2 separate regions of the Homo sapiens genome follow, and region 2 is linked to region 1. A link is a contact called in ENCODE Hi-C or POLR2A ChIA-PET data. All regions are on one chromosome and are shown on one strand. Each heading gives the region's core, a stretch centred on a gene start or an enhancer-like site at or near the end of the contact. The rest is flanking DNA. Distances are from core to core; before and after follow the strand shown.

Region 1 (6,317 bases), core at 2,977-5,476:
CGTTGGAACCTAATGTTTACCTTCATAACGGCTCCATCAGAAAGGCACTGTCATCATATGAGAAAACCAAGGGTGAAAGATTAGGTAATTTGCCCAAGGTCTCTTTAATATCTTCCAAATATATCTGCACTTGTTTCCTACTTGGACTCATTTAATGAGTTAGGAAATGAGGGAGCTGAGTTTCCAAACGAAGCCTAATCCCTGCTCTTTTGACCTCTATAAAATCTATCAGAATATTAACAAAGGGTGTTTAATAAAATGAGTTTGGATAGAGAACAAAGAAAACCCAGAGGTATTTGGAAAATGGTTTGTTCCAAGATCTTCTAAGTTAGCTATCTCATCATTGTCATGTTATTCTTGCTACTGCTGACAACCTAGCTTCCTGTATATAAAGAAGTATCAAAGAAAATACTTAATATTCTGCTTTCTTCACAAATACTCTCCTTCCAACTTCCCTTATTTCTTTTCCTCAGCTCATTTCTGTGTTGGCCAATCAAGGTCTTCCCAGGACTTCATCAGCATGAGACCAGCTCCACCTCCACACCTAACACAGCAGGTCTCCTCCAATTTCCCAAGAATCCTCTCTGAAGTCTGGCAGACCTTGTATTCAGCTGTATAAATGCTGCCTTCATCAGCAACCAAGACTTCATCTTCCCAGGCCCTCTTTGAGCCAGCCCCACCTACACCCAATCCTGGCTGCTTGAATTACAAACACACCTAGAGAAGGGCTTGTGACCCCTAGACCTGGCCCACCAGTGGCTTCTGCCATCCAAATACAGCTTGGCCCTGACAGGTACTTAGTAACCTGGTATTTGTCCTTCATCCACTCCCTGACTCCTTCCCCAGAACAACAGTTAAAGACCTTCTCACCTTGTCTTCAGCCCCATTCCTGGTTGAATAATACCCTTCTCCTCCTTCACCGAATAGCCAGAGCCCTTCTAGAGTCAACTTTGCTCTGAGGCCCCCTTTATCTGCATGCATCCCTTTCTCCTGCCTCTCCCCCTTCCTTTCCCTTGTCTTAAGACCTATTCCCCCTCAACAATCCTCTACAAATCCTGCCCTGGGTGTTTCCTTCCTCTGCTGAGGTCCTGAAGCACTTCTTATTGGCAACCTTCATTTGGCTTTGAAGGTACATTGCCAAATATCCCTTATCTTTTTTTTTTCCCTTTTCTTCTCTTCATATTTTAAATTGCACAAACAACAGTCTGGCTCATCTCTTTCTATGCACATATCCTGTCTACCCAACCCAATTGGGTGTCCTCCAATGCTTTGTCCTTCCCATCTGCTCATCTCCCTCCTAATGATTCCCTTGGAGAGGGCTCATCCACTTGCAGAGCACCATGGATACTACACAGATTCTTGCCACCAAACCTTGTTCAAGCCCCCCTGGCCTTACCGGCCTTTCTCCTTCTCCCAATTAATCGAAATCTGCACTCTTTCCTCAAGGCCACCTCACATTCCAATCAAGCCTTCTCCAACAAACACAGATCCACAACTACCTGTTTCTCCTCTGACTTTCTATAGATATTTTAATGCTTATATATAGTCTTGTTTTATTGGACCTCCTTTTGGACCGTAAATACAGTGAGAGTTTCCTGAGGACAACGACCAAGGCCTCAGCGTTGTGTTTCCCTAACATGGTGCTAGGTATTCTGAGGGTGCTTATTCATTACGTGCTATCTATAACACATGCAAAAAATAAAGCATAATTCAGACTTTTAGTTTCAAATATGGCACAGTAAACTAAAGCCCTAGTAGCTCTAAACTGAGCAAAGTCTGCAGCTAAAACTGAGCAAAAAATCTAAACCCTTGGAGTGAAGGATTTTGTGTATTTAAGAATCTCCTTTCAGCCGGGCATGGTGGCTCACACCTGTAATCCCAGCACTTTACGTGGCTGAGGCGGGCGGATCATGAGGTCAGGAGTTCGAGACCAGCCTGGCCAACATAGTGAAACCCTGTCTCTACTAAAAATACAAAAAATTAGCCAGGCATGGTGGCACATGCCTGTAGCCCCAGCTACTCGGGAGGCTGAGGCAGGAGAATCACTTGAACCTGGGAGGCAGAGGTTGCATGAGCCGAGATCGCGTCACTGCACTCCAGCCTGGGCAACAGAGCAAGACTCCATCTCAAAAAAAAAAAAAGAGAGAGAATCTCCTTTCACAGGGCACCAAGTTCAGTGACAGTGCAGAAAGCACCCAACTTCACAGGGTTGTCTTATCTGAGAGCAGAAACGCAACACCTTGAAAGAGCCTGTCTGGATCAAGAATTCAGCCCTCATTTTCCTAAGTGGAAAGTCTCATGTGGCCAAGCAAAGGTGACCCGATGAAAGCCAGCGTGTTCAGCCTCCTTTCAAATCGGCAGCCATAATTGCTACTCGCATTTAACATGGCACCAATCACAACCGTGTTCTGGGGCCAAGAACACTGGCCAGCTTACCACCTTCTGAAACTCGGGTGGCTGAGATCCAAGGCCAACAAGACTGAAGAGATGAGTCGCAGCAGTGGAACCCAACAGCTGCCACTGTAATTCAGGGAGCGTCCCCATAATCTGGCAGGGCAGAGTGGAACCTGTCATCCCCAGGAATTAGGGACAATTCAACCTGCAACCCTCAGAAGTTAGGTCTCCAGTAACTGCTACTGTTAAGAAAGTCCTCTCTTGCCTCTTCCTGGTTTGCAAATGTTGCTAGCCCTCTTGGATTAGCGAGCTAGGCCCCGTCTCGGAAGCGAGGTGTGGCACTTCACCCAGCAGACACACCCTCACAGACAGTCCCCATGTAGATGACAAGAAAAAGCTGACAACCAACGGTCCCAGGCTCTTCCATTATGATTGAAGCTCATGGGAGCTCGGCATCACTTAAAATGTTCTGTAAAGTTCTCAGGATGGTATTTAATAAGGCAGCAATTCAGTGTCAGTTCAAAAGCCATTTGGGGTGGAAATGGAGGGTAAAGTTGAGATGTCATAAACTCAGTAGCTTCCAAATTTTATTACAGGCTTTTTCAGGTCTAACAATAGCAATTTGGAGAAGGGAGAGAAAAGACATTACTCAGTCTTCAAAAGTACACCCCAAACTCATGCGAACTGTGAGCTGACACTGCCATCTGCTCTCCCTGACATGTGGTGTGGGAAGCATGATTACCATTTTCCTCTAAGGCCAGCGTCCTCTTTAGGATTCTCCCTCTAGCACCGGGCCTAGGACAGTCTTAATCCTGACAGTCCAGAACTTCAATTTTACTATTCACTCAACAAATACTTTTCAAGCATTTATATGCGCCAGACACTGTTATAAAGTCTGGGATGTAGCAATCACTAAAGTAGGAAAAGTTCTGCCTTGTTGGGGTGTTTATTTGCTAGTTAGGGGGACACAGGAATTAACAAATAATCAAGTATGAATAAACAGACTATCAGATGGTGATAGGTGCTATGGAAAAAGCAAGGCAGATTAAGAAGGACAGAAATCATCCAGGCAGGGGTGGGGGGAGTGGGGGATGTGGATTATGTGGTGCGGTCAGGGAAGGTCTCACTGAAGAGGTAACATCTCAGGAAGACCCAAGCAGGGGAAAGAGAGGCCATGTAGAATTGCAGGGCAGGGTTTTTCAGGCAAAGGGATCAGAAAGGGCCAAGACTGTGAGGCAGGAGAGGGATTGGTGTGTTTACAGAACAGCAAGGGGCCAAAAGGAGCGAGGAATGACGGTGACAGTGGAAGGAGCTAAGACAGGAGAGGTGGCCGGAAGCCAGATCGCTTGCAACCTTGCAAACCATTTTAAGGACTTCACCTTTAACTCAGCACATCAGTCAGGGCCTAACCAGGAGACAGAAGCCACACCAGTTATTTTAACACGGCTAATTTAATATAAAGAATAATTTTCTAGGAATAAAGTCTTAACCAGGTAACTGAAAGAGTAAAAAGACAACTCTAAGGTGTCTTTCGTATAACAACTTCAGGAAGCTCCACCCCTGGGGCTGGCAGAAGAAAAAGGGGGCTGTCGGATAATTAAAATTTAGAAGCTTAGAAAACAGTCCCATGGGGCTAGAACCCAAACCTCAAAGATGGGGCAATGGCAGTCAGTGCTGTGGCCCTAAAAAGGCACAATGAGTCTGGTTCTTGAGTGTAGGAAAAATTGCAACGTAGATTGAACAGCTGCTACAGGAAGAAACTGCTGCTGCCAAGATGAAGCAGCAGTACTGGGGTGCTGCACACAGGAGCCACAGGCAGACAGGATACCCATGGGAAAGAGTAGGAGCCTCTCTAGCAACCCCTACTGGCTGAGTGCAACAAGGAGCCCAACAAAGGAGAAATGCAGTGTTCAGGGGCCCAGCATAGAATCAAGTATTGAAGGAAGGCTTTGGAGCTGAAAGATGATAACTTACTAACTGGAACTCTCTGAATGAGATAAGATTTTGAGCAAGGAAGTGACAAAAGCTGACTCACTCTGACATCTGTGTTGAAAACAGACAGTAGAGGAGCAGCAACAGTGGAGGAGGGAAGGAGTGGATGGATTCTGAATACAGGCATCCCACTGGATTTGCTGATGGTGTCCATGTGAGCTGTGAAAGAGAGGAGTCAAGGGTGACTCCTTCATCGAGGCCTGAGTAACTGAATGGAGACAAATTTACTGAGGGAGCAGGGAGAGCAAGGGGGCAAGAACAAGCTTGTTAGGTCAGCTTAGGTGTGAGGTGCCTGTTAGAAATTCAACTGAGGGGCTGGGCGCCTGTAATCCCAGCACTTTGGGAGGCTGAGGCGGGTGGGTCACCTGAAGTCAGGAGTTTGAGTCCAGCCTGGCCAACATGGTGAAACCCCACCTCTATTAAAAATACAAAAATTATCTGGGTGTGGCAGACACCTGTAGTCCCAGCTACTCAGGAGGCTGAGGTGGAAGAATTGCTTGAGCCCAGGAGGCAGAGGTTGCAGTGAGCCAAGATCGTGCCACTACACTCCAGCCTGGGTGACAGAGTGGGACTCCATCTCAAAAAAAAGAAAGAAAGAAATTGGACTGACAATGACAGCAGGCAGTTGCATCCCCAAGCCTGGGGAGGGTTTAAGTTAGAGATATAAATTTGAGGCTCACCCATCATATAGATGGATTTTAAAGCCACATGATTGAATGAGATCATGCGTGTCATCTCAACGTCACTTAGAATATGACATGGCTAAGAATCAGCTCTGGAATCAGAATGATGTCAATTTGAATTCAAACTCTATCGTCACTGGATTTTCTCAGATGTTCTAAGCCCTGATTCCCTCATGTGTAACCTAGAGATGATACTAATCATGCTGACTACACTGATCTTATGTACGGATTAGATTCAGTAACGTAAGGAAAGCCCTTACACCAGTGCCTGATATCAACTCTTATAAATAAGAGTTATTATCATTATCATAGTTTTATGATATTATTAGTAGTCAAAGATAGCCAGAGCCTAGAAAATTAGGCTTCTAAGACCCAAAAGCAAAGAGACCTGAATTGTACTAAAAAGACAACTTATTAATTGTAGGAGAAGATACAGTGGCATCTTATGTGAAATAGGTATATAAACCATGACTCTGAATTACTGTGGCTTTCCTTTTACAGATACATTTATTCGGAGTACTAAAAATTTTTTTTTTTTTTTTTTTTTTTTTTTTTTTTGTAGAGACAGGGTCTCATGTATTGACCAGGCTGGTCTCCAACTCCTGGCCTCAGTGTCCCAAAGTGCTGGGATTCAGGTGTGAGCCCCCATTCCCTACCTCAAATGGTTTCTAATCAGGCCAATTCTCCTGACCTGTAACAGAGCCTGCCCTAGCTCTCAGAATTCTGCTGCAGAATGGGCTAGCAGTCAAGTTTGTTCTTCTCCATGAGAAGGTTTAGCACCTGGAGAGTTGAGAGGTAAGTTTGATGTACATGAGGACTGTTCCTCTGGTTTGTGAATAACCAGCCAGGGAGTAAAAAAAAGATGCCAGACAACCCTCACAAAGGAAAGAAGGAAGGGAAAGACAGATCCACAAAACGATTCTAAAGGAACATTATTAGCAAATCCTTTAAAATACCAAAACTGAGTGTGCAGGGCAAGACCAAGATAGAAACAGAATGCTTGCCTGGGGACAAACTATGGAGACATCAGCATGTGCCTGTCGTGAGTGAGCTGCTGATGAGTCAGGAATGAGCACAGCCCCAGGGTGACTCCGAGACCCTGTGCACCCGTCACCACTCACTCCTAGTTGGCCTGGGAACAGAGCCCCATCCTCCATTAATTGTTCACCTCTCATTAAGCATTTTTGCATCAGGCAGCCATTCCTTTCCAAGAGCTCAATTGCAGGGTTATGTAAGGTTCTCCTGTAT
Region 2 (6,480 bases), core at 3,221-5,720, 44 kb after region 1:
CAAATAAAAATACAGGACGCCCAGTTAAAGTTGAATCTCAGATAGACGATGAATAATTTTTATATGTCCTATACAATATTTAGTAAATATATGCGAACAATTCATTTTTTATCTGAAATTCAAATATAACGGTATATTCTATACTTATCTGGAAAGCTTACTGGTATGTCACCCAAAACCAACCAAGAGATTAATCTCTATGTTTAGTTAGTGACTTCTAGGCAACAGAGATGACCTCTGTGTGGCAAAACTCTGATAATCCCTGATTACGAGAGAGAAGGGGAAGAGTGAATATGGGAACTCTGGCAACAGCATATTCAAATCGTCTGTCTGGCAAAAAAAAGGGCTTTGCCCCATTCTACTGAGTCAAGGTGGCTGATTGCATTTCAAGGGATGGGGCAAGTCGGGGGGGCCATGGAGGCCTGGAGCGAGGAATTGTTGCAAAGCAGTGGTATGCAATAACTGCTCCCCTTCTAAGAAAGTGAATTCTTGCCAGGCCTAGTGTCTCGTGCCCGTAATCCCAGCACTTTGGGAGGCCGAGGTGGGTGGATCACGAGGCCAGGAGATCAAGACTATCCTGGCTAACACAATGAAACCCCATCTCTACTAAAAATACAAAAAATTAGCCGGGCTTGATGGCGGGCTCCTGTAGTCCCAGCTACCACTCAGGAGGCTGAGGCAGGAGCATGGCGTGAACCCGGGAGGCGGAGCTTGCAGTGAGCCAAGATCGCGCCACTGCACTCCAGCCTGGGTGACAGAGCGAGACTCCGTCTCAAAAAAAAAAAAAAAAGAAAGAAAGAAAGAAAGAAAGTGAATTCCCCCACAAGGGTCCCCACCAGCCCTGCCTTGTAAACGTGTTCTAAATCAAGGCTGAATAGAGGTGGAAAGTGTGGTCAGGTATGCGTCTTGGAAAGTCATCCCTGCCCACTAAGCCACTCCAGTCTGTAGAGTCACAGTCTTGAATATTTTTGGACAACAGAAAAATAAACACCCATGCCCAGAAGTCAGGGGCATCCCCAGGGATTTGGGCAACTCCCACGTTATCCAAGAGAGTTGGCAGCATATTTTCTACCTAGAGAATGAGGGTACTTTTTCCTTTGTAATATGATTTCTTGGCTGAAGAGGAACTATTAGGCACCCTGAGATGCTCTGTAGAAATGCAAGATGATATTGTATTGTATTAATGTCACTTAATGGTAGCTGTCAATGATGGTGATGGAATAAATATGGAAAAGGAAATTACTGTAATTGATTGACAGTCTGGAATCTTCCATATTCGACCTAATGAGAGAAACCTATGAGCAGCAGCTTCCAGTGCAGGCTATTAATGCAAATCATATGCACCGTACCGGCATGCTGAATTATGCAATGCCATGTGAATGTCTAATCCATTTCACCAGGCTTGTCTTTATCCAGAAAAAATATATATATATTTCGCTGACATGCTGATTCGTATATTAGGAGAGTTTAAGAAGTTTGGTGCTAAAGTAGGTGCCATCGTAGTGTTATTAATTTAGTTCTGAACAAGACAAACAGCTCTGTGCAGCCATCAAAATCACTACACAGGTCTACAAGATAACTTTGTCAAGACTGAGGGAATTTACAGAAAAGTCTTGTGATATGTGGAAGGAATTAGCAAATAGATAAGGAGCACACAATTTTTCTAGAAAACCACTGTCAAGGACTCAGTACCCATGCACAACCAGACATGTGCCAAGACATCTACCATGCCTGCACAGTTCTGTTTTGCAGTGGTTCCGAAACTTGTGGAAAGTTCTAATAGAACCAGATGTAAAAAGTCAAGGGAATAACAGGTAAAAAGATTTAGGCCCTGCTTTGGGGACCCCATGGAGATGTAAGTACTGGCCAGACATCATCTTCAAGAAGAGCAAAACACTCCCTGTGGGAATATGCTTTATATGGAAAGAAGTCTTTGTGACAGAAAAATAAGTTGCCAATTACCCACTAATTACTCATCCCCAAGACTCACAGCTTTGAGAAGTCCATGGCCCTAACCAAGCTCTTCACTCTCTGTACATATCAATACTTAAAATTTGGACCATTAGAGGAAGTGACTAGAATTCTAACTATGCGTCCCCCAGCTCCTAGGAGTAAGCTCTGACCTGGCTGCTCAGAGGTACCACAAATGTCCCCAGATTGGCAAGCACTGGACTGAAAGACAGAGAAAGAGAAGGTGTCATGCACTGCAATTTCCCACTAATGGTCTACAGAAAGACCTAAGTTGGTGCAGATTTTTTTTTTTTTTTTTTTTGAGACGGAGTTTCTCTCTTGTTGCCCAGGCTGGAATGCAACGGTGCAATCTCACTCCGCCTCTTAAGTTCAAGCGATTCTCCCGCCTCATCCTCCCGAGTGGCTGGAATTACAGGCATCCACCACCACACCCAGCTAATTTTTGTATTTTTAGTAGAAATGGGGTTTCACCATGTTGGCCAGGTTTGCCTTGAACCCCTGACCTCAGGTGATCCACCCGCTTCAGCCTCCCAAAGTGCCAGGATTATAGGCATGAGCCACCGCACCCAGCCAGAGATGAATTTTTATTTAATTCCACACAAATGTTTTGAACACCTTTTATGTGCCAGGTGCTGTGCTAGACCCTGGATATACAAGCTTACATTCTAATGGAAGAGGCAGTAGGAGGTGATAATTACAGGAGGATGTGAAGAGTGTCACAAAAGAGGAAAAAGCACAGGTATATAAGGGGGACTGAAGTAGCCTGGAGGCTCGGGAAGCTGTCGTTGAGGAAGAAGTCCTTAAGCCAGGACTCCACAGATACTGAATTTTTTAAATTGATAAATATAACAAGAATTGTATATTTTTATGGTGTACAACATGATGTTTTCACATATGCATACACTGGCATTCCAACTAGCTAAATCAAGCTAATTAACATATCCAATATCTCACATACCTATCATTTGTTGTAATACGAACATTTAAAATCTATCTTAGCAATTTTCAAGTATATAATATATTATTATTAACTATAGTCACTATGTTGTACAATTAATCTCCTGAGCTTATTCTATCTAACTAAAATTTTATATTCTTTGACCAACATCTCTACAACCCTGGCCCATCCACCAGGCCAGCCTCTGCCAACCACCATTCTACTCTCTGCTTCTATGAGTTCAGCTTTCTGAGATTCCACCCATAAGTGAGATCACACAGTATTTGTCTTTCTCTGCCTGGCTTGTTTCACTTAGCATAATCTCCTCCGGGTCCATTTATTTGTTGCCAATAACAGGATTTCCTTCTTTTTTAATGGCTGAATAATATTCCATTTTATATATGTAAAGCATTTCATTATATGTAGATATCATGGAATATTCTTTATGTGACATATATATGCATATACATACATATCGCATTTTCCTTATCCATTCATTCATGGATGGACGTTTGAGTTGTTTCCATATCTCAGCTAGCGTGAACAGTGCTGCAGTGAACCTGGGGGTGCAGAGATCTCCCTAACATACTAATTTCATTTATTTTAGCTGTATACCGAGATGCAGGATTGCTGGATCATAGGGTAGTCCTATTTTTAATTTTTTGAGGAAATTTCACACTGTTTTCCATAATGACTGTGCTAGAGAGTGGGGTGAGTTTTCATTTTAATAATCGTGTAGTAATACAAATGTGTATTAGGAAAAATATATACTTGACAAACTTATGATTTCATTGTCATTATATATACTGACATAAATTTTCCCTTTTAATTAATTATTTATTGAAGACATGGTCTTACTCTGTCCCCCAGGCTGAGTGCAGTGCTATGATCACAGCTCACTGTGGCCTTGAACTCTTGGGCTCAAGCGATCCTCTCACCTCAGCCTCTCAAGTAGTTCGAACTGCAAGGGTGTGCCACCATGCCTGGCTAATTTTTTTTTTTTTTTTTTTTTTTTTTTTTTTTTTAGAGACAGGGGTCTCACTATGTTGCCCAGGCTGGTTTTGAACTCCTGAACTCAAGAAAATCCTCTCACTTTGGCCTCCCAAAGTGCTGGGATTACAGGCATGAGCCACTGTGCCCAGTCAAATTTTCCCTTTTTAAATAAACCAACTTAATTTTTAAAGTGAGTTAACACAATATTAAGCAAACAACAGTGAATTAGTCCTCACATATACTGCAGACTGTGAATTTGGTGGTGAGTGACGTTTCGGAAACCCATATGAGGGAGAGGTGGCAGGGAGGTGAAGAGGGGCTGCCCCGAGGACAGGGCCCTGCGGGGAGAGTTGAAATAACAAAACTAAGACAGAGAAAGTCGACTCAGAAAGTTCCTCCATGAGCTCTCACATATATTGGATTCTTCCTTCATCACCAGTCCCCTGTGGTGTAACGTATTCTCGTCGAATTTTCTATAGAATAATTGAGGCCCTCACGAGGTTAACTAAAACACTAAGGTCACCCAGCAAGTTAGCAGCGCAAAGAGAATTAACAAAACGGCCGCCCTCGCCCAGTTGAGAACATCGGCATCTCTCACCTCCGAAGTTCCGAGGGTGCCGCAAGATGGAAAATGAAACTTTCTGTAAAGCAAACTGAGTAAAATAGAGGACTTCGGAGGAAAAAATAAGGGCTGCGGCTGGCTTGGAAAACATTACATTGTTTTCATTACCGTATGTACTTTGAGATGACCCAATTTGAAGGTGCTTGAAGAAGCTTGCTGAATATATGTTCTGTCTCTTTTCCTCTTTCCAAATAAGGCTACATTCACAGGTGCTTGCGACTTCAGCAACTTGTGACGGGGCAGACACAGTTCAACCCATAATACACAATACAGAATGTGGATTTTATTCTAAATGTAATCTCTTGGAGAATTTTAAGCAGGTGAATGATATGATCTGATTTCTGCTTTTTAAAGGTCACTCAGGGCCGGGCGCAGTGGCTCACGCCTGTAATCCCAGCACTTTGGGAGGCTGAGGTGGGCAGATCACGAGGTCAGGAGATCGAGACCAGCCTGGCCAACATGGTGAAACCCCGTCTCTACTGAAAATACAAAAAACAATTAGCCAGGCGTGGTGGCCTGTGGTCTCAGCTACTCGGGAGGCTGAGGCAGGAGAATGGCGTGAACCCGGGAGGCGAGCTTGCAGTGAGCCGAGATCGCACCACTGCTCTCCAGCCTGGGCGACAGAGCAAGACTCTGTCTCAAAAAAAAAAAAAACAAGGTCACTCAGGTTGCTGTGTGGAGAATGGATTATTAGGGCCAAAACCAGAGGCAGGGACACCAGTTAGTCCAAAAATTCAGGCAGGAGATGCTGGTGGCTTGGAAGAAGGTGTTCTGGTAACTGTAACCGGGTATATGCAGCACTTAGGCAGGTGGGGCCTCTCAAAGAATTGAACCAGGAAATGAGCTAACACTCAATCCAGAGAACTCCTAGTCCCTAAAAAGCCAGGTTGGCCACACTGGAGAGTCCACATCCTATCTAACACAATGTCCGGCTCTTGCAAAGACAAGAAAGGGCGTTCCATAAAAGATGAATGAGTCCTTCTCAACATCAACTTTGTAGCTGAGTTTTCCACCTGGCCCCCAATTATCCAGATAACTTATTAAAAGAAAACTTGTCATCCATGAGTTTCTCTACACCAAGGGAAGATGGTTCCGTTTCCCAGTCTCCACCATCGTAGGGATAATGAGCTCCATAAGCCTATCCCTGTTGTATGAGGAGAAGGAGAGGGTACTCGACCCAGAGCTCTTCCAGGAATCCTTACACTGGCTGCATTCTCAGTCTGGGAAGGCCAATTGTGTTCAATCCATTGCCCTGACTAGTGCTTCCTCAGCCCTGCCACCACGATTCACCAATTCCTTCTTTGTCCCTGCCCTGCCTCTTGCCCCATCTCTTTCCTTCCTCTGTCCCTGACCCCCAAGGCTCTCCTAGGCTTCCAGCTTCAGAGCTCATGATTCACTCACTCACTCAGCATTTACATGAGAGCACCTACTGTGTGCCAGGCTCTGCTCTAGATCCTGGGCATCCGGGCACCATGCTTGCTCTCATGAAGCTTACATTCTAGTCAGAAGAGACAAGCAAATAGAAGAATCAGTTTGGCCAGGTACAGTGGCTCAGGCCTGTAATCCTAGCACTTTGGGAGGCCAAGGCGGATGGATCACCTGAGGTCAGGAGTTTGAGACCAGCCTGGCCAATGTGGCAAAACCCCATCTTTACTAAAAATACAAAAATTACCTGGGCGTAGTGGTGGGCGCCTATAATCCCAGCTACTTGGGAGGCTGAGGCAGGAGAATTTCTCGAACCCAGGGGGCGGAGGTGGCAGTGAGCCAAGATCACACCACTTCTCTCCAGCCTGGGTGAAAGAGCAAAACTCCGTCTCAAAAACAAAACAAAAGAAGAATCGATTTAAAAACATCAAATAGTGATAGTGCTCTCTATGCAGGAGTATTTAAAAACAAAACAAAACACTAATGTGAAAGAAAGTGAACAAGTGAGTACTTTACAGTCTGAGAAAGCCTC

What was found. Hi-C counts contacts between places; a loop is a spot of excess contacts on that map. ChIA-PET counts read pairs that join two places held with the same protein, here RNA polymerase II (POLR2A). Pooled maps may share reads with other maps.
Region 2: a pooled map shows a loop between it and region 1 (2.4-fold over the local background). The contact joins two enhancer-like sites. A Hi-C loop is called at or near these places in 3 of 168 maps with a recorded cell type or tissue (CD4-positive, alpha-beta T cell, PC-9 and mammary epithelial cell) and 9 of 50 pooled maps. POLR2A ChIA-PET finds 5 or more read pairs at or near these places in 9 of 52 experiments (B cell, BJ, CD4-positive, alpha-beta memory T cell and 6 more).

What each region holds. Positions count from the first base shown.
Region 1 is chr6:14,706,990-14,713,306 of GRCh38, forward strand. The region is part of intron 1 of LOC101928354 (a long non-coding RNA gene); the gene reads right to left. Among named protein-coding and RNA genes, the nearest start is that of LINC01108, 420 kb to the left of the region's middle. RefSeq lists an enhancer at 1-108. Within about 2 kb of position 4,227, at least 6 of the 41 ENCODE cell types and tissues checked have a DNase peak (open chromatin) inside an H3K27ac peak, as active enhancers do.
Region 2 is chr6:14,750,626-14,757,105 of GRCh38, forward strand. No RefSeq gene overlaps it. Among named protein-coding and RNA genes, the nearest start is that of LINC01108, 470 kb to the left of the region's middle. Within about 2 kb of position 4,471, at least 4 of the 41 ENCODE cell types and tissues checked have a DNase peak (open chromatin) inside an H3K27ac peak, as active enhancers do.